3 separate regions of the Homo sapiens genome follow, and regions 2 and 3 are each linked to region 1. The links are chromatin loops, found by intact Hi-C in ENCODE. Cell type or tissue: PC-9. All regions are shown on one strand. Links, peaks and the distances in the headings refer to the core of each region. The heading gives the core; the rest is flanking DNA.

Evidence for each region. Peaks named below come from ENCODE experiments on the same cell type or tissue, not always from the same donor. Only the 100,000 strongest peaks of a DNase experiment are listed, where the experiment ranks them.
Region 2: a loop joins it to region 1, with 31 times the contacts of the local background. A loop is called at or near these places in 17 of 110 quality-filtered maps.
Region 3: a loop joins it to region 1, with 23 times the contacts of the local background. A loop is called at or near these places in 5 of 110 quality-filtered maps.

What each region holds. Positions count from the first base shown.
Region 1 is chr21:35,043,811-35,051,846 of GRCh38, reverse strand. RUNX1 (RUNX family transcription factor 1) reads left to right here and starts at 2,545. Exons shown (of 9, transcript NM_001754.5): 1 at 2,545-2,679; 2 at 2,889-3,005. The coding sequence starts at 2,948. RefSeq lists enhancers at 2,703-2,822, 3,183-3,322, 4,528-4,587, 5,909-6,168, 7,169-7,268 and a silencer at 5,569-5,618. In PC-9, for the core only: no CTCF peak of the experiment used is centred there; DNase peaks (open chromatin) are centred at 2,396, 4,136, 4,466 and 4,776; H3K4me3 peaks cover 4,503 bases; H3K27ac peaks cover 4,142 bases.
Region 2 is chr21:34,741,076-34,749,111 of GRCh38, reverse strand. It overlaps LINC01426 (long intergenic non-protein coding RNA 1426), which reads right to left and starts at 3,287. Exons shown (of 3, transcript NR_038885.1): 1 at 3,096-3,287. LOC107985515 (a long non-coding RNA gene) reads right to left here. Exons shown (of 3, transcript XR_001755016.1): 3 at 5,174-6,481. RefSeq lists enhancers at 1,906-2,200, 2,407-2,906, 2,907-3,408. In PC-9, for the core only: CTCF peaks have their summits at 3,241 and 3,448; DNase peaks (open chromatin) are centred at 3,431 and 5,121.
Region 3 is chr21:34,686,040-34,694,075 of GRCh38, reverse strand. All of the region lies in intron 1 of CLIC6 (chloride intracellular channel 6), which reads right to left. Among named protein-coding and RNA genes, the nearest start is that of CLIC6, 21 kb to the right of the region's middle. In PC-9, for the core only: no CTCF peak of the experiment used is centred there; DNase peaks (open chromatin) are centred at 2,435 and 3,485; H3K27ac peaks cover 2,676 bases.

The sequences.
Region 1 (8,036 bases), core at 2,055-7,054:
TATGAGCGAGAATGAAAACTGTCATCCAATTCCTTGGCAAAGCCACAGTCCACTGCAGACTCTTGGGTACAATCCCCAAGCCAGAAACCCAGGGTCTGAGTCACTTGCAGGAACTAGGACAGAGGGTGTGGGTCAATACACAAACTTAAAGAGTCCTAAACCGTTCTAGTTAAGTTAGGATTAAGTATTTCTCCAGGCGGTTCATTGATGACAGACGTGCCCTTTTGTCTTGGGCTCCTAGGGAAGTGGTAAGGCCAAGTTCACCAGCAGCTGGCTGAGGCTTTACTTATTGTCATGACCTGGAGGGTGCCCAGAAAAGCTCCAACTGTTGCCTCACCAAGCTGCGAAGTTATGCTGCGGCTGCCGTGGCTGTTAACCCCGCCCAGGAAGGCCGTGCAGGGCCAGCGTGCAGGCCTTTGTATTCTGCCCCCTGGTGCCCTGTTGAAACCTCAGTCCCGAAGATGACAGCGTATAGTGAGGCTTCAACGAGCCCCAGCCTTAGAGTGTCTTTACACTCTAACCTGTCCTACAAAGACCCCACTGGAAGAAATAGATATCTGGCTAGAGCTAGGCCCAAAGAGAAAAGTTGAGAATTCAGGCCGTTCACTGCCTCATCCAAACCCTTCTCCTAAGCATCTGGACACCTAAGGCTAAAAGCATCTGGGGAGTTTCTAAAATTAAATCTCCCAAGGATATTCTGTATGGCCCCTTGAATTGCTAAGTCATTATTAAGTGTGAGTCGACTCTGCAGTGGCAGCTGCACATTACAGCCCTCGGCTCTTAGGGCCCTTCCAGGGAATATTAAGTGTGGGAGAGAAAAATGAACCTGGTTTGGGGTTCAACTCAGGCTTGACTTTATTAGGGAGGGTAACAACACAGGCCCATTATGTTCATTATGTTCACAGGGGATTTGCACTGAGAAGCAATATGAAACACGCATCACATTTAAAGATTCACGAGCCTCATAAAAGAGATGTAGCACTATTATTCTTTTTTAGATGTTAGCAGTGTCAACATGTGGCCAGCTAACTTCTCACAAGTGTAAGAGAAAGCGGTCTGTTGAGTTTCAATTCCTGCTTTAGTCAAAACAGGAGTAAGTAAAAATTGTGTCTGTTCCTTTTGAAAGACTTGTGCCATGGAAGCTACTATCGTTGTGGGTCTTTGTGTGTGTGAAATTAAGTGGATGAGGGAAAACCGAGGGAGTGTTGTGGGAGTTCAGCCTTTCTGAAGTGCCTGTGCTGGCTACTGCAGCTTAGAATCCAGGACTGGCATTTACAACCCATCATCACACAGGTTCTCTTGACCCTATGTGTCGAAATTTCACGTGCGCAGAGTGCTATGGCGGATGTAGGCAGAGCAGAGCCAAATGAATAAGGTAGTAAATCAGGAAAATAAGCCTTTCTTCATCTTGGAACTACAAAACAAAATGACGTTTTAGTTGTCAGCAGGTAAAGCCAGTGGGGCCGGAAAATGAAATACGTGTGACCACAGTGGTTTGCCCACTTACAAAATTATCCTGTTTTTAGCATCTTCAAACAGGCATGTCTTTCTAAGGTAGAGGACGCGCTATATAATATTCATTAGTCAGCCCCAGGAGAAGTGTCTCCTCCTGGTTCCCCTTCTATTGTGGCATCCTCATGTGCTCAAAGTGTAGTTTTACCTACAGGTGTAAATTAGCCTATTGATTTGAATTGAACTAGAGAAAGGCAATACAGGGAGCTTTCCCAAGTGACAATACAAATAAACATCTGCAGAGTAACCACTGCTTTGTCCCAAATACAGAAATTCTCTCTGCTTTGTTTTCCTTTAGCTTCCTAATTTGTGTGTGTGTGTGTGTGTGTGTGTGTGTGTGTGTGTGTGTTAAGACTGTACTATGATTTTATCTCTTTACTGAAAGAGATACATACTAAAGTTGTCCATTTAGGGGGAATAAAACCACATAATTTTGGTTTCATTAAAACAGTCCTTTTATTTCAAAAGTAAAATTCTTTCCCTTTCCCAGGCTTTAAAATACCTGTGAGTTGCCAGCCCGTTGTAGGGGTCAGACTCTCACCAAAACATTTCTTTTTATTTATTTTTCCCTTTTATAGTTTCACTTATGCCATGATAGACGTTACCAAGGACTTAACTCTCCCGGAGCTGATGCCTAGCATTTTAAATGATGGGATCCACATCCTGTCGGAGCAGCGGCTTGATGCCAGCGTTGAATTACTATTGAATAAGCAGCAATGAAATCTTTATCAAAATAATCAGTAGTTCCAAAAACCACAAATAACAACAGGAGCCGAGTTGTACTAAATCAGCAAAGACCATTGAGATATAATAAGTGACTGAGTCACTTTTTTCTACATCCCCCCCTCTTGCAAAGTCTACTCGGCTATTTTCTTGCACAGCCTGGGGGAGGGCAGGTGGAGGGAAGGAAGGGCATTGCTCAGAAAAGAAAAAAAAAAATTGACATCACTTAAGTCACATGATTGGCAAGAACCAATTGAGATGGGCTGTGGAAAGGGGAACAGTTAAATTTGTAATTTGGGTTGTGTGAAAACTTCTTTGGGCCTCATAAACAACCACAGAACCACAAGTTGGGTAGCCTGGCAGTGTCAGAAGTCTGAACCCAGCATAGTGGTCAGCAGGCAGGACGAATCACACTGAATGCAAACCACAGGGTTTCGCAGCGTGGTGAGCATCACCAACCCACAGCCAAGGCGGCGCTGGCTTTTTTTTTTTTTTTAATCTTTAACAATTTGAATATTTGTTTTTACAAAGGTGCATTTTTTAATAGGGCTTGGGGAGTCCCAGAGGTATCCAGCAGAGGGGAGAAGAAAGAGAGATGTAGGGCTAGAGGGGTGAGGCTGAAACAGTGACCTGTCTTGGTTTTCGCTCCGAAGGTAAAAGAAATCATTGAGTCCCCCGCCTTCAGAAGAGGGTGCATTTTCAGGAGGAAGCGATGGCTTCAGACAGCATATTTGAGTCATTTCCTTCGTACCCACAGTGCTTCATGAGAGGTGAGTACATGCTGGTCTTGTAATATCTACTTTTGCTCAGCTTTGCCTGTAATGAAATGGCAGCTTGTTTCACCTCGGTGCAGAGATGCCTCGGTGCCTGCCAGTTCCCTGTCTTGTTTGTGAGAGGAATTCAAACTGAGGCATATGATTACAAGTCTATTGGATTACTTACTAATCAGATGGAAGCTCTTCAGAAATGTTTTAATAAATACTTAGTTATGCTGTTGGAGTGTTCAGTCGGTGCGTGAGAACTTTGTCAAGTGCGAGTAAGTTGTGCTGGTCTTGTTTAAAGGCTTAGAGATTATGAAGCTTGCACGAAGCTCCCTGGGTTTTATTTTGCTGTCCCTTGCCCGGAATGCCTGTGTCTGAGTTATCCTTAACTCGGCATGCTGTGTGGCCCAGAATGCAGCCTGCCCTGGGGCTTAGCAGGCACATGCACAGAGCCAGCCAGGAGGGCTGGTGCCAGTGTGGGGCAGGAGGCGGAGGCTCTCAGATAGCCTTGCACCAGCCTGGGGACTTCAGGGCCAAAGTGGCAAGGCAGCTGTCTCTATAAGGCAGAGAGTACAGGAGACTGACAGACTTGGTTAGGTTAAAATCATCAGCATGGGGCTGTGCTGTGTTTTTCCTTGTAGCCTCAATGCAAAGAGACAACCAGCATCTTTCAAGAGAGAAAGGAAGCAAATTGTGGCATACCGAGGTCTCTCTGGAAAAGGGCAATAGAGAAGTTTCCCGAGTTAAGCATTCTCGCAGCTTAAGTCGTTAGATTACAGGCTTATGAATAGGAACAGCCAGGGTGGAAAACCTGTCTCCATTTTTGAAACCAGCCTCTTGAAATGGACAAAGCTGTGGTTGAGCTGTGAGTGTGTGAGTATGTGTGTGCATGTGCGTCTTGTGTATCTTTCGTGGTAAAAGAGGGCTGTGCTTAAACAAACAAAAATAATAACATAAAATGTCTCAAAGGCATTGCCGTGTGCGTCGGGGCACGCACTCTGACCAGTGCCTGCAAAGTGTATCTTGATGGTTTGGCAAAGCTGAGATGGAGTGGGCTGGGATGGGAGAATAATTAATTTTCTGGCTACAAACTCTCTTGAGCACCCAAATTGTATCTGTGACTCATTATTTATTCATACAGCTAAGTGAGCAGGGGAATGCAGAGGGCTTGCCGGCCACTTTATCACAGCAAATGCTATTGTGAATGCACGGGGCTGTATGTTTCCGGGTCCCTGAAATTAAAAAACTTGATGAGAGAGAGAGAGAGAGAGAGAGAGAGAGAGAGAGAGTGTGTGTGTGTGTGTGTGTGTGTGTGTGTGTGTGTGTGTGTGTGTGTTGGAGATGGCAAGAGAGAAGTTAAAGAGAAAGAGAAGAAAACAAGTCATTAACCAAGCTCAAGTTTCAAATTAAAGAGTTTTCAAGTGCTTCTTTACTGGCAGCAGAGGGAATTTTAGTGAAGTTGAATCATGCAGACGTGCGTTAGTCACTAGTCTTGCAGCGTCGTTTGGTTGGTAACACAGAGACACCGGCCACTGGTGAAAAGCTGCAAACGGCTCCCTGGCTGCATTTCCTCTGGGCTGCTAACAAGCAGAGGAAGCAATATTTGTATAGAATAACAGAAAAAAAAGATCTTCCTGGCTTTACTCTGCTTTCAGTACCCCCTCAGAACGTGTATTGTTTCCTATTTTATCAACTCAGGAAGGCAGATTCAGGAAATTTTTAAGCATTCCATTGAGCAATAGGTTGGGTTTCAGTGTGCAGTGCTGGCCCCTGGGGCTCTCCTTACTGGCCAACGGCAAAGATGGTGAGGGACACGCTGAGCTATGCAGACATCAGGAAATAGCAGGAGTCTGGCTATCTCCCGGACAAGCCCAGGGCTCCTGTGCCCGATGGACACTCAGCTGACCTGCGCTAGGTTAGGAACAAGGGTCGGTTAGCTTTCACGGAGGCAGTGTAGGGAGGGCCTGAGCTCGCACCAAGACTCAAAAGGGATCATCTGGAAAGGTTTTTCCACTCCTTCCTTTCAGTGAAAGGAACTCAGGGTTCTTTAGAATCTCTAATTTGGTAATATAATATTGAGATTTGATGTCAGAGGGCCAAGTGAAATCTTGGCAATTTCCTGGTTAATTTCATCCAAGTGATCCATCAACATAAAGGTTTAAATTGTCCAGGTTAACTGTCCACATCATTCACCCAAGCCGGAGAGGTAGCAAAATATCATTTCTTTTGATACCGTTTGGTCATCATCTTAGAGCTTGATGCTAGAAGAATCACCATCCCTGCCAACAAATGGCTCTCCCCCAGAGTTCTCAGCCTGTTGCCATAGCTGGGCCACTCGCAGTGGTCAATGCGGTCACTTCTGGCTGCCTATAATTTACAGCGTGTGTTCCCTCCCCAACGGCAACTGTGAGCCGAAAGGGAAGACAGCATCTTTGTTTTCTTCCTGGGATGGTACTTTATCAGTCCATGCAATTCTCACAGAAGGAAACCTGTAACTCATTTTTAGCCAGATACCCATGTGGAAATTGGGGGGAAAGAGAGGAGTGAAGCCAAGCAAACCATTGTTCCCTTCCTTGAGAGAGGCAAGCCGGAGTCTGAGAGACTGGCACATGAAATTGATGTGGTCTACCACAGAGAACTCGGGGCTTTTTCTATCACACCACACCAGGTTCCCACCGAATTTGCTTAGGAAGGAAGACAAGATGCGATTGAAATTCCCTGGAATTATCACACACGGTGTGCAACGTACAATTCTTGCCGAACCCAAACTTGGGTTCCCTTGAAAAGTGCAGTGTGTCGGCAGAAAGAGTTGAGGTAGGTGTGGGGAGGAAAAGCCTCGGCACGTACATATTTTTGCAAAATGGCTCAGGTAGCCTTGTTCTTAGAAGTGGCTTAGTGGTCTATGCAAAGCCTGAACACTCACATGCCTCTGCGTTCCTAGAACCACAGGTAAAAATCTCAGCGAGACCGACTCCCTGCTTGTCTTCTCAGCGGTTCAAGTTTACCCCACTGAAGCAGTCTTTCAAAGGGAATTGCCAAGTACAAAGCTGCATGTATAAAGTATGTTCTTCTCTAAGCATCGGCTTGCCGCTCTTTTCAGAAGAATATTTATTAAGACACTTCTTCTGGCTTGACTGAACACTTAAGATCTTAAGACTTCAGGCTTAAGCCACAGAAATTTATTTTCACACAGTTCTGGAGGGAGACTGGAGGTGTGAGATCAAGGTGTCGGCAAGGCTGATTTCTGGTGAGGCCTCTCTCCTTGGTTTTGCAGACAGCTCCCTTCTCCCTGTTTCATCACATGGTTATCCCTCTGTGTGTGTCTGTATCCTAATCTCTTCTTATAAGGATACCAATTGCATTGTATTGGGGCTAGCCTAATGACGTCATTTTAAAACCCTATGTCCAAATAGTGTCAAATTATGAGCACCTTGGGGTTAGGACTTCAATGTATTAATTCTAGGGAGACATACTGCAGTCCCTAACAGTGGGTCTTAGCAAATCTGACCCACCCTGGCCCACAAGGAAACTGTGGGATGGGGCATCCTGGCTGCTCTCTTGGATGTTAAAGAATCAGACTGTAGTTCCTCCTTTGTGAGATGGAGTTTCACATCTGAAACTGCCCACACATTTTGAAACTATAAAAAAAAAAGGTGTGATAAAACTATCTAAACTCACAATCATGCCTTTGCCATTTAGACTTTTTGCACGCTAAGAAACTGTAGAAAATGACGAGTAATTTTGAAATGTTTAAGTGTTAAAAGAGCAAATGGCAGCCGCCCCAAAGAAACCTCCTCTTGGCTCTGCTTTCTTGGGGAGGATTGTCTTTGTACTTCAGACTGACTTTATTAGTGGGGTTTAGGGGGCTGTAGGAGGCCCCACAGCTGCTCACACACCGAGTACAGGGGCATGGAGCAACCAGTAGCAGAAGCACCTTTGGAAACAGCAACTGACCCGATTCTGAATGGCAAGAAGCCTTTCTGAGCTTTTGAAAGCAAATGAGTAGCTGAGACGTTCCTACATTCTCTCAAAATAGATCCGAAAGATGTGCTCAGAAAATATGTAGCCCTTTACTGAGAAATCAAGCCTGGTGAGATGCTGGGACAGAGGACGGCTGCACAGCCGCTGTGCACACACAGACTTTAATAAGGAGCCCAAGGCCTAGAGAGAAGAGTCTGGAGGCATAAGAGCACCTGCTATTAGAGAAAGCAATGGCAGGAGGTCTGTGCAGGGAATGTGCTCAGATGACACAGTGATGGCCTTTTCTTTCTTTTCTTTTTTCTGGCTTTCATCAAATAGCATATAGAACTTCTCTCTTGAGCCTTAGTTTCCTCATCTGCAGAGTAAGGATTGCAATAGTACCTGTTATTAAGGTAGCTGTGTGGACCGAATTAATCTGTGTAAGGTGCTTTGCCCAGCCATATAAAGTAAGCAATAAATCTGAATGGTGGCTATCAATGTTCAGTTATCTAAGAAGGCAGCCAGTCAACCGCTGTCTGCTCTAGGGAGGGAGAGGTCACAATGCCCTGGAGGACATTACAGGAGGCTCCCTGGAGAGAGGGACACAGGAGTTGGGGGAGGGGAAGTTGGGAACAAAGGAAAGAAGGAAGAGTGGTCTAGGCCGAGAGTACAGCCTGGGCAAAGTTAGAGCTGCAGGATCCCACATGGGCATGGACAGCAGTGGGTAACTCAGTCCACCCTAAGGGCTTTTCACCAGCAGGTCAGCCTTCCTTCCCTTGTGGAAAAAGAACGAGAGCCCTTTATGAAATTCAACTTAACAAGTTTTGATTTTAAATATGGAGGCTAGTTGGGGCAGGATGTCATGCTAAGTCTTTGATCTGAACACACAAGGACAACAGAGATGTCTCTTTTCATTGAGACTGCTGGTGTAGCTTTATTTTCTCCAAGGCTCTTCTTAAGGAAAAGGCCATTTTGCCTGTATACCTTTGAGCAGGTTCTCTGGGCCTCTGAGAGACTCCCATTTTCCCTGCTCCTTGGGAACATTTGTAATCATGTACTTTGTCAAAGCCCAGACATGAA
Region 2 (8,036 bases), core at 1,400-6,399, 300 kb after region 1:
GAGTCAAAGTTTATTAAGCACCCATTTAAAAAGATGGAAGTGAATATTTAACAGAATGGAGAACACGGCACGTGAAGAGAAAGGTCACAAAACAATGTGCTCTTCATAATTTTTACTTCAAAGTAGGTATGGGTGTATATGTGTGTGTGTAGAGATTTATATAGCTGATGAACATCAGTCAAAGGGGACCATTTTTCTGTCTGAATGGTGGATGATGGGTGATGTTAATTTTGTTCTTGGTACTTCTCACTATTTTTTTAATTTTCTATTAATAGAAAACCTGGTAGCCCTTAAAGAAAATACACTGTTCTCATAGGCAATAGAGGTTTAAATGAAGAAAATCCCAGAAAGCAGTGTTCTTTCCTGCTGAGTTTAGCGTTCAACATAAACAAAAAACTGATAGCCCCCTGGCAGGATTATGTAGGGTTGGACAGAACGATGGGTGAAAACGTCTGGCGTGAGATAGACAAGTTGGCCAAGGTGGTTGTTCTCTGAGATCTCCCTAATGACACCACACACACACACACACACACACACACACACACACACACACAGTGCCTCTTGCTACACCACACTGATCTAATCCAATCCAGTCTCTTGGGAGTTTGAGATTAGACAGACACCAAGAGTTGAGACTGGGGCATGGGAAGGCAGGTCCCCGAGAGAGGGACACCTGGCCACAGAAGGGCCAACTCAGTGCCCCAAGGTCACCTCTGAGCCCATGAAATGCGTCTCCTTCCAGTACTTCCCACTTTTAGTTACACCGAGATTAAACTGATAAACCAGAATCCATTTCTGTGGTTTGTAACCAAAAGAGCCTCACCGGTGCCCAACCGCTTTGAAGAAGTTAGACTCCTTTCCCAGCTTTGTCCATTTCTTCCCCGGCACATCTGTTCTCTCAGCAAGCGAGGCTGGAAGACACACCATTGGCAGAGCACTGTGCTCAGCGCCTTTTAGACTTTCACGTGGAGTAATATCACGTCGAGGTCTTGCCGTTGAGGTTGTCGTAATGCAGCTACAGGAGTTGTGTGGGCTCTTTAAAAATGACATGAAGCAGGGCACAGTGGCTTACGCCTATAACCCAGCACATAGGGAGGCCAAGGCAGGCAGATCACTTGAGGTCAGGAGTTCGAGACCAACTGGCCAACATGGTGAAACAGCGTCTCCACTAAAAATACGAAAAGTATCTGGGTGCGGTGGTGGGTGCCTGTAACGTCAACTACTCAAGGGGCTGTGGCAGGAGAATCACTTGAACCCAGGAGGCGGAGGTTGCAGTGAGCCGAGATCATGCCACTGCACTCCAGCCTGGGTGACAGAGTGAGACTCTCTCTCTGAAAAAAAAAAAAAAAAATGACATGAAACTGACTCATCAGAGCTCCATCAGGCCACGGGCTACAAATGTGGCTGGGCCACGTAGACAGAAAGACACACGGCCCTGGTGTAGGAGAGGAAAACACACTGTTTTCAGGGAGGTGGAATTAGGGGTTTCCCTGTCCCTTCTCTCTCAAAGCCTTTTCCAATGAATCTAGAATTTTTAGTTTCTTAATAATGTTCCTGTTGCTCTTCCATCTGGATGCAAAGGAGATCTATTCACGACATCTCCAAGAATGAACTCCATAAGAGCAGCAGAGTGGTCAAGGCCTACTTTCCCAGGGGTTCATTTTCTTTTTGCCTTTTTTTTTTTTTTTGAGACAGAGTTTCACTCTTGTTGCCCAGGCTGGAGTGCAGTGGCACAATCTTAGCTCACTGCAACCTCTGCCTCCTGGGTTCAAGGAATTATCCTGCCTCAGCCTCCCAAGTAGCTGGGATTACAGGTATCCACCACCATGCCCGGCAATTTTTTTTTTTTTTAAGTAGAGACAGAGTTTCACCATGTTGGCCAGGCTGGCCTTGAACTCCTGACCTCAGGTGATCCACTCGCCTCGGCCTCCCAAAGTGCTGGGATCACAGGCGTGAGCCACCGTGCCCGACCAAGGTTCATTTTCAATGCTGTTGACACGAAGGCTAAGATCACAGGGGAGGTCACAATTTTAGGATCTCAGCTTTTAGAATGCTGTCTTTTTAACCCCTTCAGCATTTCCATCTTATTGGAAAAGGGCAGGCAGGAGGGCAGATGGGAGGGAGGGAGGCAGTTGGGCTTTCTTCCTGTCCAGGGGCCAGCTCTGCCTTCCTGGTCCTCACTCCCAGCCCCACTCCTTCCTTCCCCTGTTCTGTGCCTCTCCTATCTACTCCTTCCACATCCCTAGCCACCTCACAGGCTCTTCATGGGGCTCAAGTGAGATAATGCAGGGTGTGAAATTCTTTGTCAATGAACGCATCAACTCTACGTTCCATTTGCTGTCATTATCTCCTGTATCTTTGTTCCACTTGTGCAGGTGATTTGTCCCCCCGCCAGTCCCCGTCCCCTCACCCCCAGTTTCATGGATAAGGACCAGCTGTAGACTCTGCCAGGCCCTGGGCAGTGTTGGTATCGTGCTTGGAGGTGCTGCTCAGTTATGCAACCCACCCTCCTCCCCCAGCCAGAGCCACAAAGCCACTAGGGCACTGTACCAGTTTGTTTATTTATTTATTTTTGAGATGGAGTCTCCCTCTGTCACCCAGGCTGGAGTACAGTGGCACGACCTTGGCTCACCACAACATCCGCCTCCCAGGTTCAAGCGATTCTCCTGCCTCAGCCTCCCGAGTAGCTGGGATTACAGGCGCATGATGTCACGCCTGGCTAATTTTTGTATTTTCAGTAGAGTCGGGGTTTTACCATGTTGGTCAGGCTGGTCTCAAACTCCTGACCTCAGGTGATCCACCTGCCTTGGCCTCCCAAAGTGCTGGGATTACAGGTGTGAGCCTCTGCTCCCAGCCCCACCGTGTTTAGCTTGGTTAGGCACAGAGCCTTGCATGAACCAGCACCTCGGGGACCCCATGACGAGGTCAGAGCGGGTGAGAGGCACGCACCAGTGTGACTGAGCCACTCGCTGGGACTCTGGGGGCAGCGTGGTGGGGCTTGAGATCAAGGAAGTGCCTGCAAGTGGATTCAACGATGAGACACTTCCCCGGCCCACAGGGTGGAGGGGTTGGCTGGAGGGGTTGCCTGTACTTACCAGAGACGGTCCCCGAGCGAGCTTGATAAGCTGAAAGAGACGCTCAGGAGAGCCCTGACAGAGCTCCCCAGGCTGGAAAGGACAGAACTCCCCACCGGAACTTTCATTTTCAAAGTTCAGCACCTCAGTTAAGTAATTAATAGGTCTGGTCACGTTCACAGCTCTCCAAAAGAGACTGATGGAGCTCTGCTTTTCCTCCGGAAGTGCTTTCATGGCAAGCCCAGAGAAGCCCCCTAGGAGGCAGCCTGTCATCCAATAATCACTTCCTCTCTCAGGCCCAAATTCCAAATCAGCTCAGCAATGGGCAGGGCGGCCCTGAGCCACGTCCAGAGGTTGGGATTTGCTGACTCCTGGAGGATATTCTGAGTATAGCAAGTAAGTGAACTCGCACAAACAATGCGTTCAGCAATGGGAAGAAAACAGCTGTTTTTGTCCGAGAAGTGTCTGGCATACCCAAGACTTCTTAAAGAGAGGAAAATATTAACCTAGAGCATAACAACCCCTTTCTCTTTTCAGTCAAAACCTAGACAGACTGTGTTGATATTAAGTTAACAAGTTCCATGGGCTAATACCTTCCGAATGAAATGAGAGGGTTCTTAAATTAATAGATGAAAACTCCCCTTCATACATCAGAGAACTAAGGAAAGGTAATTGCCCCCAATATTTATTTTCGATTTGGAAAATCCAAAGCAAGAAGGCTTTGAAGAAGTCAAGATCTGATTATAATTCTAGGCTCGGTGCCAATGGGATAAATTATCTGGCAACTTTTTTTGCACAGTTATTGATTCTATTTGTCTCTGACGCCAAGCGCCCAGCATGGCACAAAGCCTCACAAAGTGCTCCGAAAAGGGTGTCATCCCCACACCGTTGATAAGGCTCAGAGTCTCTCCACGGCCATAATGCAACCCCCTCCTCCCCAGGGGGCTGTTGGCACCTCAACCCACTAAGGGATCAGGAAGTAGAGTTTGCCAGTGAGGAGCCTGGAGACTTCAAGCCTGTTTGGCCTTGGTGTTCTTGTGATTTAGTGCCCTGGACTGGCAGGTCTAGGGACTTTTTGCTCTAGACAAACTTTTTAAATAGGCCAGGTGCAGTGGCTCAAACCTGTAATCCCAGTGCTCTGGGAGGCTGAGGTGGGAGGGTTGCTTGATCCCAGGAGTTTGAGGCTGCAGTCAGCCATAATCACACCACTGCAGCCCAGCCTGGGAGACAGAAGAAGACCTTGTTTCAAAAAAAATTTTTTTAATAAATATAAATTTAAAAAATAAAAAATCCCAACACATGCACACACATACATGCACACACATACATGCACACACACACATGCACACACATACATATATATGCATGTGCAAAAGGTATGCCCAAGCTATACTCTCTTTATTTGAGTTTTAATTTACAGAAGTTTTCAACCTGGCCAGGCCTGGAATCATGGAGAATGGGCTGGGAATGGGTCTGCAGAGGTTCCCAAGGACATGTTTGAAAAGCATCCTCCACCTGGGAGAGCTGGGTCAGAATTAGCACACTCTAGGAGAGTTGGGGAACAGCTAAGAGCGGGGCACACCAGCTCGACTAACTGAGCCTGAGCCAGTGGGAAAGTCCTCATAGCAGTGGTCACTGGAGCACGAAACAGGGACATGGCTGGCTGGGGCTCCTTCCTCCGCCCCTCCCCAAGCACAGGTGGGCATGCCGTGGTGGGGCTGGGAAAAGGCCTATGGCCAGGGAAGCGCAGGATGACAACAAAGGAATGGTCAAGGCCTAACAAACAGAAACAGCGATGCAAATTGCCTAGGAGATGGAGCGGCAGTCACTGGAGCTGGCGTTGCCCAGACTTTGGTTGGCTTCAGGGTGACAGTTCAAGAAGGCAGCTCCTCCTGTGGGCCAGTGAGCTTGCTCCAAGAGCAGCCCTTTCCAGCTGACGCCCAGAGTGACCCAAAGGCTCTCCCGGAAAGTCCGGTTCTAAGACGATACAGCTGCCCGTCATGGAGCAACCTGCCCAAAACCACAGGGGGAAAAAAATCCAATAACCAAATCCCGGTGACCACACCCTGTCTGCAGTTACTCAGAACTCACTGGCCAAGGTCCAGGGAGCAGACCGAGTCAGGCTGAAGTCTATCCACATTTAATTTTCAATTGAAAATGGAAACAAGTCAAGCCAAGACAAACCCAGGGCCTGATTTAACAGCATCTACTGCCATGGCAAAGACATTGTCATGTGGGGTGCCACAGATCAGCCACCACCACCCCAGGGAAAGGTTGACACCACCACATCCAGACACTTTTCACTCACCTTTCATATAGAAGCTCATCCACTGCATAGCAGCTCAATGGTATTGTTACTGTTATGTTCTTTTTACAGGTGAGAAAACTGAGGCACAGGTTAAGTGACTCACTAAGCTCTCACTGTAAATGGTGGGGCAGGTTTGAACCCATGTGTCTGGCTCTTTGGTTCTACATGCGTTAATTCTGATTATAGTGAACGTCTGAATGGCTAGAAATATTTGGAGATTGTGCCCGGATGACAGCTGCAGAGAAGTGACCGTGGCTGACCCTGGACAGCAGTGCTTGGTCTTGCTGGGAATCGTCAGGTCCTCTGCCAGGCTTTCCTGGGGAGCACCAGGTGAAGTATCATGGATTTGAGGTCCTCTGTACTGGAGGCAGGACGCAGACACCAAGAACACCTCCAGGCAGGTGCTGATTCGCCGGCGGAACATTTGCAATGTGCTCACCCCTGTTGTGGGTAGGGGATGTGGGAATATTTGCACTATTGGGTTATACAGGGCTCAGAGGGGAAGGCATCGTGGAAAAGGATTTGGCTTGAGGAAGGAACACAGGAGACATGGCCATGCCATAAGAAGGAAGATGCCTCCCTTTAGATCAGGATTTGACATCAGAAAAGAAGAGATCACTCCAGTGAAGGGCCAGGAGACCTGCCTCCCAGGGCAGAGAACTCCCCGCTCCAGCCCCTCCTGGGGGGACCCTCTCCAGCTGCAGACCCCATGGTGGGTGATCAGGGATGTGATACCTTAGATGGGTCCCACATCCCCTTCAGACGCTAATGGTGTTTGGCTTTAGCCGACAATGCTCCTCCAGGGTGTGGCCTCATTTCCAATGTCCAGCGTCCTGGAGTCTCGAGGTAGAACCTTGAGGACTACCCTTGTTGCCCAATCTCATGTTTCCCTCTAAGGGAAAGGCTCATGTCCCCACTGCCAGGCAGCCTCTGACACAGGGGACTCTTGTAAGCAAGTCAACACACAGCATGGATGTGTGGAGGGACTCAGAGGTCTCTTGGTTGTGTCCCCTGTATCGAATCCCGCTTGCACAAGGAACTTGACTTCTCTGAACATTTATTTCCTCCTCTAAAAGATGGCCACCATTAGGCTGGGCACCTATGTTAAGTAGAATTTTAAAAGATTGATTTAGTGAAATATATACAATAATAATAGGCTTGGCCCAGGGTTTGCAGGGAGAGCGCGAGCTTTGGGAGGATGCGACACATTTTTGGGTATTAGAAGATGACAGCAGGCAGAAGCAAGATACCCTAGAGGATAGGCCAGGAGGTCCCCTCTGAAGTCTGCCTGTCTGGAGACTTGCAAGGCAAGAAGCAGGTGAACGAGAAACAGGTGAAGGTGGAAACAGCTCTCCCCTCCTGGCGACTCCTCTCCTGGGGTAGCCGGTGCTCCTGGGTGTGTGTTGAGCCTACTGCGTAGAACTTGGTCTGATCAGATACAAAGGGAGAAGCAGGAGTGACAGGCACAGTGGAAAGCTGAGCACCCCACAGACCTGAATTTGTATCTTTGTTTAGATGCTCACCAGCCATGGACCTTCAGACAAATTCTGACTTCCCATCTGCAAAGTGGGGTCAAGAGTCCTTAGAATGTTTGAGTGAAGAACACAAGATAGAATGCATTAAATGCCTGGCACACAATCCATCCATTCATCCTTGGGTTTTCCCTCTTTTTTTCATACTTATTTCTATTTGTATTTTTTAGAAATAGTGTCTTGCTCTGTTGCCCGGCTGGAGTGCAGTGGCGAGATCATAGCTCAATGCAGCCTTGACCTCCTGGGCTCAAGCAATTCTCCCACCTCAGTGAGGGGGTCCATGTGTGTTCCAGCATGTGTGCATGTTTTGGAGGAGAACCTTTCAAGAGGTTAAGAGCCACTGCTCTGAAAACAACTTTTCCCTCAAAGACCACCACAGTCAGGCATGTAGTATGTCTTGGGGGTGGTCCCGGTATAGCAGTACCTGGGGGTACATGAGTGTGCAAAAGTGGTGGCATTTGTGGCGGCATGAGAACACACCAAGTTGGGCTAAACCTTACTTTTACAAGTAATATGCACCAGGCTCTTGTTACCAAGCACTTTTGGAGCACTATCTTCCTGTGTGCTAATATATCCAAACACTGGCCATCGCAGATATTTTTGTTAATAGATCTATTATGCAGGCGGAGGCCTTGACAATCAGAGATTTTGTGGCTAGTCCAAGATTGCTCAGCTGGTAGCCTGGTGGCCTGTTATGCAGAACCCCTGCCTTCAGGTGACACTTGGTCCCACAGGCTTGGTGAGGGGCCTCCAGTCTGAGCTACTCACTCAGTTGGTGGAGGTGACAGAAAGGAGTCCACGACAAGGATTCTACAGCTTCCCTGGCTGGAGGAACACCTGGTTTCCTCCAGGTCTCCCACTATTCTCTCTTGCTCTTCTCTTAGACCAGATACTGGTGTCAGTGTCTTATTTAAAAATTGCTCCTTTGAATAAACATTCTGGGTCCTTGGCCAGAAGGCAACAAGTGCAAACTTGGTAATGGCTCAGTGCCCACCATCCTCCTGAACTCCCCACACCACACAACAGAGTCCTTTCTATCCAAGCAGTAATCACAGAAGGAAATTGGTTTGCTCGAAGAGAGAAAAGGTCTCTGATGTGAAAGGCAATGGGAAAAACAGGACC
Region 3 (8,036 bases), core at 1,400-6,399, 360 kb after region 1:
ACGTGAACCCAGGAGGCGGAGCTTGCAGTGAGCCGAGATCGTGCCACTGCACTCCAGCCTGGGCGACAGAGCAAGACTCCGTCAAAAAAAAAAAAAAAAAGAAAACAACAACAACAACAACAACAACAACAGATCTCATAAGAACTCATTATGAAGAGAACAGCAAGGGGGGAGTTCTCTCCATGATCCAATCACCCGCCATCAGGCCCCTCCTCCAGCACTGGGGATCACAATTCGCTGTCAGATTTGGGCAGGGACACAGATCCAAACCCTGTCACAAGGCAAGACCACAACTCCTCTACGTCGACTTGTGAACTATAGTAACTGTTTCGACCTGAACTGTGGGCAGGCCTGCTTGTTCCTTCACATCACCTTTGGGGCCACAGCTTCTAATGGACAAGCTCCAAATGGAACTTTCTATTTGGCTTCACATGGTTATTTTTCGCCAATTTTTCAACTTGGCAAGAGTGATTTGAGGTCCCTCTAGCCAAAAATCTAACAGGGCACAGACCTGGATCATCACCACAAGAGGATGAAGGGACTACCCATGACATTTTGCCTTTTTAAATCTTGGTTCCTTACTATGGTTTTTAGAACCTACCCTCAAACGTCAAGGTAGGGAAACAACTTCTGGAGGCCATTGGTGCCCCCTAGTGGTCAAGAGATGCACTCATTTATCACTTTCCCTTTTACGGTCTCCATTCCTAATTAGGTTTTGTGGGAAAATGCTACAAGTTAGTTTTTAGCCCCTAGTGGGGGACTAAACCATCTAGATTTCCCTGGGACTCAGTGATTCCCTGCTACACAGGATTTTCAGTTTTAAAACCAGGAAAGTCCTGGAAAAACTAGGACAAGCTGGTCTTTCTAACCCCTGACAGACCTCCTAGACTTCACAAAAGAATCACCGGAAGAAGGCAATGTCTTTTTGTCTAGGCACCTCAAACAGAATTAGGACCTGAACAGTGTGCTTTTAAAAATGCATCTTGATTTGAGGTCAGCAGCTAGATGGTGCATACTTTGCCTTATGTTAGGAAAACAGCAATTTACGATTGGTAAATTATTTCTCGACTCTCATTAAAGAACAAGGGGTGGGGCTGGGGAGGAAGTCCAGTGGTGGGAGAGTAGGGTCACCCCATATGCTGGCAGAGCAGACCAAGAAAAAGAAATTCTAATTATCTCTAAAAGTGTTCAGACTCAGCTTTCTCAACTGGTTCAGAATTCCCCAGCTCTTCTGCAAAGTTCTTTAGAAATGCACAGCTCCCTGGAGGTGGGGGTCCGGGGAGGCACCTGCCTTCTCTTCCTCTTTCCTTATAATGTTTTTAAGTTTTAAAGAGGCCAAAGGCCTAGAGCAATCTATTAACAATGAAAAAAGTCCAGTCCTTCAAACATACTCAGGTCAGTTTCAATGACCAATATATGAAACTTCTCTGCAGCTGGGAGCTGGGAATTGTATAGTACTTTTTGTTTACACTGAAACTAGTGAGTAAACAGAAATATCTTAAGGGTTCTTAAGGGAATTATTATGAGATCAGGTTTAGAGCCAATATAGATTTTAGAACACTTCCTTTTAAAAGACTCCAGAAATCAGAGGCTTTGCAGTCAGGTAGAAAGCAGGTGATCATCTATGTGGTATGATTTGCGAGATCTGGGAGAATCCACCTATCTACAAATGCCCCCACCAGCCTTTCATGAAAGTCTGAATCACAGAGGATTGTCTAGAAAAAAGCCACAGTCCGTCAAGCTACATATGTGGTCATCTTCCCTCAGGCCAAACTAAAAGGGGGCACCAGCTCCAGTGACCTCTAACCTCCCCATGAGTTGACACTATCTGTCCATTTCCTTATACACAAAGTGAAGGTGTTCGTTTTCATAACTTTTCTATACCTTCTCAACGGTGACACCTTCTCAGAGGTGGCTGAAGAAGTGGCAAAGCTAAATGAGCACTCTTGTCTTAATAAATTACATTTTGTAAAGACATGCTTGTCAGATCTCTTTCTAAAAAGTTTGAGGCAGTTTTGAGAAACTGTCTTAGTGACTACAGCTGGTCATTGTTACCATAAAGTATCCTAGTATTCAAATGTTAAAATTAAGTCACCTGGAATACTGAAAAAAATAGCAACCTAAAATACTAAGAAGATTTGGATTGCTAAATTAAAGTTCTCAATAGATCTCATGGATGACACGTTCATTGAAAAGTTTTGCTTCATTTTAAAGGGCAAAAAGAACAAGAGCCACCTGTAGTCAATTACATCATCAGTTTCTCCTGCAGTTGCCTTCCTTAATGGAACAATTTCAACAAAAAAAGCACGCAAATGAACGGCTCTCAGCACAAACAAAATTGCTTGTAAAGGAGCAAGGCAATTGCACAATGTGCTGTAGGACCAAACACCAGATCAATGGTAGAGTGGGATGGTATTTTTCATTTAAATGCAAATTTGGTAAACCTTGCCCTATATCCTCATGTTTAAGAAACCTCATCTGTATCAACCTGCTAGTTTTCCCCGACACTCCCTTTTTTTTTTTCCTGGCCACAGAGATTGAAAGGAAAGCCTGTATTACTAAACCAAAACTTCGGGTTTCACAAGCTTTACACTTAAGCCAGCCTGACATTTTGCATTGGTGAAAGCAGACAAAAGAATCAACCAGGAGTGCATAAAAATCATATTATGTATTAAATCAGAAAACTTGGCTTTAAGCTTCAAGAGAAGGGAAATCAGGGTCAGAATCAAAAAAAAAGTGTGGCATTTAGGGAAATCACAACATTTTATTAGAACTATCAATATGTTCAGAGGAGTGACTTCTCCAGTTTTAACTGTTAGATTCCAGTTTTGCATTTCCTTGTAGTCTCTGAATCTTTACAAGTTAAAGGGTTCCTAGTTCATGGAAAATTTATTTGCTAACCTTGAAAGTTCTATGTCAGTGAGCAAAGACATACAATACCTCCCTGTAGAAGTTAGCAATTTAGAGAGAGAGCTTTAGGATACCTCAGACATTATGGAATTATCTGGAAACTTTACCTTCCCCCATTTTCCACTGTGAGTGACTACAACTATATGGCCTGGTTTGACCCACACGAGAGGAAGGCCGTGGCCCAAGACCAAAGGGGATCAGCTGCTCTCCAAACAGGGAGAAACACCAGCCTGACTGGCCAAGTCTGGGCTTTATTATAAGGAATTCTTTTCTGTGCCACATGCTTTTTTTTTTTTTTTTTTTTGACATGTATTATAACTCCTTTCCCACCCTCACCCTGGGGAAAAGAAAAGGAGGGGGCACCCACACTATTTCAGGATTCACTAACCCTGACCCAGGCTGAAATCAGCTTCATGTAATTGTCCATAAAGCAGTTGAGGAGCAGATATTCAAAGGCTCCTGTTTTCAAAGGGGGCAGTTGTGCTCAGTGACCAGGAAACCAATGTCCCTAACTGGCTGCGAATCATATGGCGAACACAGCAACCCAGTGTCAGGGTAATGAGTCACTTCATCTGCCACCTGCAGATGAACAAACACACCTACACCACACAAAGGAGAGGCTGGCATTTTCCAAATAAGCTCATGTGTTACGCTAAATCCAATCTAGGCAAGTCCAGTGACTTAAGAAACTGCCATATTTCAGTCCTGTGTTAAGGGATAAAGGAAAGTGAGGCTTTAGAAAACTGGAATTCGAAAAGGAGGCGATAAAATATATTCTCTACAGAGAATAACTTGCAAATATTTTACAATAAGGTACCAGCAGGCAATTAAATAGGGAAAGATATGTGCTTGTCTATTTCGAGAAGAAAATGTCATGTGATGATAACTTGGCTGTGCTGTGGGGTGACAGCACTGGCCTCGAGGCTGATCCTGCACCGCTGGATATCCAGGCAGCGCTGTGCCCTCACCCTCTCTGAGCTGTGAGCCGGACCAGAGAAAGATCCCCACTCACCCCACCCTCACCCATCAAGAGGTCTGTCCTTTGTCAGGGAATATACAAGGGTCTGGACATTCCTGCCGGAAGCTCCAAACAAGTTCCTGTGATCCAACTATGGGAAACAGACTCAGAAAATAATGAAAGTCTTTTCCAAGAATAAAGGAGAAGAAACTTGTCTAGCCTCAAGACTAGAGAGCTAGAGTCAGAATGGCTCCTAAAAGGAAAAGAGAAGAATCTGTTTGGATAAGACAGTGTGGAGCAAGAAGCATAATTTCACGCTGTGTTGGGGTGAATCAAAAATGATAAAGCGTTCAAGGAAACATCAGAGAGCCAACAAAGACATGGAGTTGTCCGAAAGCTTCTGCCAAACCTAAGAAAGTGGATTGAAAAGAAAAATCTTCAGCAGCCGCAGTCCCCAGAGAAGGCCCCAGCCTGACATTGCACAGCGTCTCAGGGCGCATTTGTATTCCAGCCTGCACTGGGGAGTTTAGTGCCCCTGGAGCTGTGTCAAGCAGTATCAGTGGACACCAAGTCCATCCAGCCCCAGAAGATTCTCAGGAAAAAAAAAAAAAGCTTCAGATCCCTTAACTCACCAAACGAGACACTTGTTAGAGCACCTTCTATATAAGAAAGTGGACTTGCAATGAGAATGAGCAAGACATAATAATAAACAATAATACTCCGAATGGTAGTGAGATACAAGGCACGTGGTTTGAAACACAGACCGTGGAAGCCATCTCTGGTGTTGTTCTGCACGCACCTCCCAATCCCCAAAGGAAAAACATCATTCTTCATCCAAGTACCTTCGAACACCAGTTCACCTGGGCTTCTCCAATGTCAACACGCACCTGTGGGGTTGTGCTGAGCACTGACAACGTCTTCCTAAGAGTGGGTCTCACCACGACTGCTGGAGGTGTGGAAAACCAAAGGGGAGGTGCATTGCCCAGAAATCCATCTCCTTCTCTGCTCCACCCTCTCCCTGCATCTGGAACTGCAGTTCATGAGGAAGAAACAAGAGGGCTGTTGGCTTCAAAGATGCAGGTGTGGGCAGGGTCCTCCTCAGGCAAGGGAAGAATAAAGAAGGAGCCCTTTGCTCTCTCTTTGAACTGCGAGAGAGCTGGCCCACCTCATTCCCTCACCCCACACTGAGAGCAGCTTCACAAAGGTGCCCTGAGAGATTAGAAAGGAAGATCCTGGCTGGACAAGTGGCTCACACCACCACGCCAAACCTATTTCACAATTTCTAGAAGGGACTTGGACACCTTCGAAGGAGTCATAGAATACAAGCAGGCTTCTTTGGGGGAAATTTTGACATTGCGGCCATCAGAATTTGCTACTTCAGCTCAAATTCTGGAATTTCTGTTTCCCCTTAGAAACAAGTCAAGTCTCCCTTAGAGAAGGAGGAAAATCAGTCTCATTGCATCCCAGTCATGAGACCCACCACTGAGGTCCGCTCAGCTGTCTCCCTGCACCCTCTGCCCAAGCCTTTCTCAGCTCAGTCACCTTCTTCTCCCTTCTTCCTCTACAGTCTATATTAGCAAACTAGAGACCCTCGCTGGTCTTATCCCCCACCTCTTGGTTAGGCGCAAGATGGAGCTACCTGAGGTGGAGCAGGCGTCAAGCCATCGTACAATGAAAGGGACAAGGGCAGAGCAGATGGGCCATACAGGGCGTCTATGCAGACTATCTGTAAGGCGTCTCTGCTTCTTAGCCTCTCTGTAAGGCCAGGGGAACGCCAGCCGCAGAGGAGACCACCCGGGTGAACCGTCGTTCTCCGTCTTTTGTCTTCCCTCGCCTGCGCTCTAGTGGGGAGAAAAAATAGACAGCGAGGACAGCAACAGCCAGCAAAACCCAGCAGCAGAAATAAGGCTCCGAGCCGAATAAGAGTCAAACCAATGGTGGGGGGCGGCCACACTGATGAGAATTGAGGGGAAAGACTATTGTGTCCCCTCGTTTTCACATCTTTGCTAGTATTGTCCATTGTTATTATACCAGCTCAAACTATGACACAAATAGTAGGCATCACACTTCTTGTAAGTCTATAAAGGAAACATGTATCATCATTGCAGCAAGGCCTATTTTAGAAAAGAAATTTTTTTTTGTAAATAAATAAAAGTCCACACTTTCTAGACTGACTTTGTTTGCATGCTCAACCAATACTTTACACTGCATACCCCCAGTGGAGCGGACAGCTCCATCCCAATGCTCGTTGTCTGTAATTATCAGTAAAATTTATTGCCAGATTCCTCATTCCAGGCCATAAAAGGAGCTAGGCTTTCCCTTAAAACAGACTTCTCACTCTTCATTAAAACTTAGAAATTAACTTTATTCACTCCTACATTTAGATGCTAAGAAATATATTTTAGATCTTAACACTTTCAAACATAGGTGTAAACATTTAAAAAAAACTACTAATCCTAAACATATTCCTAAGTATGTATAGTATTTTTTCTTTTCAGCTGTTGTAACAATTAATTTATTATTCAATGGATTAAGTGGGTGACTACCCTCGACTCACATTGATTAATTACTGAACCACATTGCTCCTAGCTTTCAATTCTAGCAAAAGGCTTAATTATGTTAGTGTTCATTGTAACAGCAGGTGGAATCAAGGCATAAGAAGTCCTTGAGCAAACAAACTGGTATTTGCCATCTATTCTTATATATGAATTATGCTTTAAAAACTCCGGGGCTATTTTTAATCCATATTTAATAATATGGCCTGATACCAACTGAAGCTTTTACATGGAGATGAAAAGCTTATTTCCTTGTGAAATTCTCACAAGGAATTATTGCAACAAAGGAACATCTTGTTCTAGAAAGCCTGCTTAATATTGCAGCCTGTTTTTATATATCCCGGTGGTTTAGGTTCTTGAATGACAGAGTAGTCCAATCCCTACAGTGACTCAAAAGGGAAAAAATGCAGGCACCAAATGGAAGAACTGGCTGCATGGAGCCTCCTTCCTTTCCTCTGATTGCCCCCTCCCCTTTAGAATTGCTTTCAACTGTTACTCCACACCTCCCATCTGGCCCTGTCTTTTCACCCACTCAGATTTCACTAGCTTAGAGGAGACATCAGTCATGGCATATCCCAGTCACCAATTGCCACGTAACAAATTACCCACAATTTATCAGCCTAGAGTACCTGGTTTATAGTATCTCATGATTTTGTGAGTGAAGGATTTGAGCGAGGTTTGCCTGGGCGATCCTTCTGTTCCGTGTGGCACTGACGAAGGTTACTCAGCAGTGTTCAGCTGGCAGATGGGCTGCTCTGAGGGGCCAAGACAGTTTCATACACATGCCCAGTGTCTTGTGGATGGTCTGGTCTGAGGGGGCCAAGACAGCTTCACACATGTGCCCAGTGTCTTGCGGATGGGCTGGTCTGAGGGGGCCAAGACAGCTTCACACACATGCCCATCATCTTGCATAGATGGCTGGAAGGCTGGGCTCAGCTAGGATTGTCAAATGGAGCACCCACAGGTAGCCCCTCCAGCATGGTGACCTCAGGATGGTCAGTGAATAAGGCAGAAGCCACACAGTCTTGCAGGACAAAAATCACCCAGCATCACGTCCACTATATTCTGCTGGTTACGAAGTAGTCACTAAGGTCAGGCCAGATTCAGAGGGAGGAGAATCAAACCTCACTTCTTAATAGGAGTATTAAAGAAATGGCAGCCATCTTTAATCCACCACACTATATGATTCCAGGCTGTGCCAAAATGCTCAAAGCATATGTTTTTGGTTTTGGGTTTTTGTTTTGTTTTGTTTGACACAGAGTCTCACTCTGTCACCCAGGCTGGAGCGCAGTGGCGTGATCTCAGCTCACAGCAACCTCTGCCTCTTGAGTTCAAGTGATTCTTCTGCCTCAGCCACCCAAGTAGCTGAGACTACAGGCGAGTGCCACCATGCCCTGCTAACTTTGTATTTTTAGTAGAGACAGGGTTTCACCATGTTAGCCAGGCTGGTCTTGAACTCCTGACCTCGTGATCTGCCCACCTCAGCCTCCCAAAGTGCTGGGATTACAGGTGTGAGCCACCGTGCCCGGCCAAAGCATATGTTCTTAATCATATTAATAAATGCTTTGAGCATTTTAGTTATTTACTAAGTTGAACTGGCTTAACCCATTTAT